2 separate regions of the Homo sapiens genome follow, and region 1 is linked to region 2. A link is an interaction called in ENCODE POLR2A ChIA-PET data of the cell type or tissue named here. Cell type or tissue: PC-3. All regions are shown on one strand.

What was found. ChIA-PET counts read pairs that join two places held together with the same protein. Peaks named below come from ENCODE experiments on the same cell type or tissue, not always from the same donor. Only the 100,000 strongest peaks of a DNase experiment are listed, where the experiment ranks them.
Region 1: POLR2A ChIA-PET joins it to region 2 with 5 read pairs; 2 of 35 experiments call an interaction of 5 or more read pairs at or near these places.

Annotation. Positions count from the first base shown.
Region 1 is chr19:5,314,045-5,316,544 of GRCh38, forward strand. All of the region lies in intron 1 of PTPRS (protein tyrosine phosphatase receptor type S), which reads right to left. Among named protein-coding and RNA genes, the nearest start is that of PTPRS, 26 kb to the right of the region's middle. In PC-3, no CTCF peak of the experiment used is centred here; a DNase peak (open chromatin) is centred at 1,407.
Region 2 is chr19:5,172,338-5,174,837 of GRCh38, forward strand. No RefSeq gene overlaps it. Among named protein-coding and RNA genes, the nearest start is that of PTPRS-AS1, 4.2 kb to the right of the region's middle. RefSeq lists an enhancer at 327-1,526 and a silencer at 1,608-1,799. In PC-3, no CTCF peak of the experiment used is centred here; a DNase peak (open chromatin) is centred at 994; H3K27ac peaks cover 1,976 bases.

The sequences.
Region 1 (2,500 bases), 140 kb after region 2:
AAGGATCGCTTGAGCCCAGGAGGTCGAGGCTGCAGTGAGCTACAATCACAGCCACTGCATTCCAGCCTGGGCAACAGAGCAAGATCCTGTCTCTATCAATCAATCGAGACCACAGCTTCAGCTGAGTTCAGTGCCAGTCTCTGCTCCTTGAACACTGTGTGACCTTAAGCATGTCATTTCCCTTCCATGAACCTCAGTAAGATAGAGTCGTGACCTCCCTGACTTGGATCAACCTTCTGAGTCATGCTGAGCAGCACGAACTTTGGATTCAAAGCAACCCAGAGTCTGCATCATGATTTGGCCTCCTCTTAGCTGTGCAGCCTCAGGTATAAATGGCTCAATCTCTCTGGATCTGCTTATCTTGTTTGAGCCCCTGGATCCAACTATGCCTGAAGGTGGTCCATTCTAACATCAGCCTTTTTGGTTCAAGAGCCAATCAACTCCCCAGCTTTTCACTAATGTCAGTTTGATGTGGGTTTCTCCACCTTTCTTATTTATTTATTTATTTAAAAAAAAATTTTTTTTTTTTGAAACAGCATTTCACTATGTTGCCCAGGCTGGTCTTGAACTCCTAGGCTCATGTGATCCTCCTGCCTTGGCCTCCCAAAGTGCCTGGGATTACAGGCATGAATCACCACACCCAGCTGTTTCTCCACATTTCAAGTTGTTTCTCCACCTTTCAAGTCCACTTTGTGCCTGAGGACAGAGCCTTGTTAGTAGCCAGGGCAGAGAGCTGAAGATTCGAGACATCACAGGTTATCCCTGCTCAACAGGGGCTTCAGATCAGGGGCTTAGATCAGGGGCTTCAGATGAACCTCAAACCTCTGACCCTTGGATCATTCAGAACGTGGTTGCTGGAAAGCAACACCCACATGGCGTCATTCAGATTTGGGACTGAGGACAGTTCCCACCAACTGAATATCTACCATGATGCATTTAGCGAGCACCTACTATGCACTAGGCCCAGTGCAGGCCACAAAGTGAAACAACTGATGCTTCACAAAGACCTTGTGTGGGAAGCTTTTGCCCATGCTGTTCCATCTGCCTAGAACACACTTCCCTCCCCTCACTGCCCAGTTAACTCCTTCTCTACCTTCACTTCTTAGATCAGCCACCGCCACCTCCTCCAGGAAGCCTTCCCTGACTTTTCCTCCCATCACTCACGCCCAGAGCCTCCCATTCTCTATTCCCCTCCCTTATCAATCTCCAGCAATTTCCATATTTTATTGCAAAAGTAGAAATAAAAAACCCTGCCACTTAAATTGGTCTGAATTTTCTTTTCATGGAGAATTTTTATTTGAAAAGGGTTTTTTTTTTTTTTTTTTTTTTTTTTTTTTGAGACAGAGTCTCACTCCATCACCCAGGCTGGAATGCAGTGACACAATCATGGCTCACCACAGCCTTGACCTCCTGGCCTCAAGCAATTCTCTTGCCTCAGCCTCCCGAGTAGCTGTGGCCACAGGTGTACACCATCATACTTGGCTAATTTTTAAAATTTTTTTCAGAGATGGGGTCTTGCTATGTTGCCCTGCCTGATCTGGAACTCCAGGCCCCAAGCGATCCTCCCACCTCAGCCTCCTGAGTAGCTGGGACAATAGGCAAATGCCATCACACCTGGCTAGTTTTTTGCAGAGATGGCGTCTTGCTATGTTGCCCCACCTGATCTGGAACTCCTGGACCCAAGCAATCCTCCCATTTCAGCCTTCTGAGGAGCTCGGAACACAGGCACACGCCATCACACCTAGCTAATTTTTTTTTTAACTTTTTGCAGAGATGGGGTCTTGCTATGCTGCCCTGCCTGATCTGGAACTCCTGGCCCCAAGCGATCCTCCCACCTCAGCCTCCTGCGTAGCTGGGACCACAGCTGTACGCCATTACACCTAGTTAATTTTTTAAAAAATTTGCACAGATCTGGGGCCGGGGTGGGGGGTGGTCCTATCTTATCCTGCCTAGTCTAGAGCTCCTGGCCTCAAGCGATCCCTCCCACCTCAGCCTCCTCAGTAGCTGGGGCCACAGGCACACACCATCACACCTGGCTAATTTTTAAAATTTTCTGTAGAGACAGGGTCTTGCTATACTACCCCACCTGATGTGGAACTCCTGGCCCCAAGCAATCCTCCAGCCTCGGCCTCCCAAAGTGCTGGGATTACAGATTAGCCACTGTGAGAAAGGGCTTTTTAATACTCTTTTGGACACAGGTTTTGAACACTTTTCTTTCCTGAACTACATACGTAAATGGAAAATGTAAGTCAAATAAATGGTTCATGTTTCCTGAAAAGTCCTGTGTCCCGAGTCCAGCTCTCCTGAATGCCTCTTGCCCCAGATTTGCTGATTGGGTTTTTTTTTCTTTCTTTCTTTTTTCTTTTGAGACGGAGTCTCGCTCTGTCACCGAGGCTGGAGTGTGGTGCTGTGATCTTGGCTCACCGCAACCTCGGCCTCCCGGGTTCAAGCAATTCTCCTGCCTGAGCCTTCCAAGTAGTTGGGACCACAGACTCACGCC
Region 2 (2,500 bases):
ACTAAAAATACAAAATTAGCCGGGTGTGGTGGCACATGCCTGTAATCCCAGCTACTTGGGAGGCTGAGGCAGGAGAATCGCTTGAACCTGGGAGGCAGATGTTGCAGTGAGCCCAGATTGCACCACTGCACCACTGCACTCCAGCCTGGGCAACAAGAGTGAGACTCCGTATCAAAAAAAAAAAAAAAAAAAAAAGAGAGAAAGAAAGCCGAGTGCGGTGGCTCACGCCTGTAATCCCAGCACTTTGGGAGGCTGAAGAGGGCAGATCACAAGGACAGGAGATGAGACCATCCTGGCTAACATGGTGAAACCCCGTCTCTACTAAAAATACAAAAAATTAGCCGGATGTGGTGGCGGGCGCCTGTAGTCCCAGCTACTTGGGAGGCTGAGGCAGGAGAATAGCTTGAACCCAGGAGGTGGAGGTTGCAATGAGCCAAGATCACGCCACTGCACTCCAGCCTGGATGACAGAGTGAGACTCCGTCTCCAAAAAAAAAGAGAGTGATGGGGCTCACACCTGTAACCCCAATACTTCACAGAGCTGAGGAGGGAGGATCACTTGAAGTCAGGAGGTTGAGGTCAGCCTGGGCAGCATAGCAAGACTGTCTGTACTAAATTTTTTTTAATTAGCTGAGCGTGATGGTGCATGCCTGAGTCCCAGCTACTTGGGAGGCTGAGGCGGGAGGATCGCTTGAGCCCAGGAGTTCAAGGCTGCAGTGAGCTATGATCACACCACTGCACTCCAGCCTGGGTGACAGAGCAAGATCCTGTCTTAAAATAAATAAAATAAAAATTTTCTAAATCCTGCAAATAATCTTATCGGAAGCATTTAGATCGAATTTTTAAATATACTCCACAGTGAATCATCCATTTCTGTCTCCAACAGGAAAAGAAAATCATGATGAATCAGCGAAAGGTCACACCCTTGGTGACTGAGCCATTTGTGCAAAAGCTTCATTCTTTTCCAGAAACCCCAGTTTGTCCTCAGAGTTAAGACTGTCAGCTCCAAAGGGATGGCCCCAGGCTGTGCTAGTAACTGAAAACCTCCCCACGACACAAGCCTGAAATAACCGCTGTGGGTGTGGGTGGTGTTATTGATGTCACAAAGAAATATCATCTCAAAACTCATGTTTCAAAAATGCTTGTGAGGGCTGGGTATGGTGGCTCAGGCTTGTAATCCCAGCACTCTGGGAGGCCAAGGGAGGTGGATCACTTGAGGTCAGGAGTTTGAGACCAGCCTGACCAGGTCAGGAGTTTGAGACCCAACATGGTGAAACCCCATCTGTACTAAAAATATAAAAATTAGCCGGGTGTGATGGCGCGTGCCTGCAATCCCACCTACTCAGGAGGCCGAGGCACGAGAATTGCTTGAACCTGGGAGGTGTGGGTTGCAGTGAGCAAAGATTGCCCCAGTGCACTCCAACCTGGGCAACAGAGCGAGACTCCATCTCAAAAGAAAAAAAAAAGACAAAAACAGGCCAGGAGCGGTGGCTCACGCCTGTAATCCCAGCACTTTGGGAGGCTGAGGCGGGCGGATCACGAGGTCAGGAGATCGAGACCATCCTGGCTAACACGGTAAAACCCCGTCTCTACTAAAAATACAAAAAATTAGCCGGGCGTGGTGGCGGGCACCTGTAGTCCCAGCCACTCGGGAGGCTGAGGCAGGAGAATGGCGTGAATCCAGGAGGCGGAGCTTGCAGTGAGCCGAGATTGAGCCACTGCACTCCAGCCTGGGCGAGACTCCGTCTAAAAAACAAACAAACAAACAAAACACGTATAAGCACCTTTTTCCAGGAATGCCAACATCCTTCCAAGGGAAAAGAGCAAAGTCTCGTCACCACGGTCCAGCTTGTCCTACAGCTGATGAGGGTGATGGAGCTGCTGTAATGTCTGTCGTTTTCTTCACTGGAAGATGAGAAGATAAATGTGGGCGGTCTTTGCTGAATAAAGCAGTGTGGGATTTGTGGTTCCCGAGCAAACTGTGTTTGGGTAGCAAGGGCCCTTTCTGGTTGCTCCCCAAGCTGGTCGCCTTTCTGGACTGACCCCACCCACCCTCCCCAAGTTACTCTGTGGCCCCCAAAACAAAGTTTTTTTGTTTTGTTTGAGACGGAATCGCACTCTTGTCGCCCAAGCTGGAGTACAGTGGCGCGATCTCGGCTCACTACTACCTCCGCTTCCCGGGTTCAAGTGATTCTCCTGCCTCAGCCTCCCAAGTAGCTGGGACTACAGGCACCCACCACCATACCCAGTTAAGTTTTGTATTTTTAGTACAGATGGAGTTTCACCATGTTGGCCAGGCTGGTCTCAAACTCCTGACCTCAGGCGATCCACCCGCCTTGGCCTCCCAAAGTGCTGGGATTACAGGCATGAGCCACTGTGCCCGGCACTTCTTCCATCTTTACCTGGTGGTCATTAGATGTTCAACCCTGGGGGTGTTGGGAGACACCCCCAGAGGGCAGGCCAGGGCCTGGCCTGCAGCTATTATTACAGGCTAAGTTAGC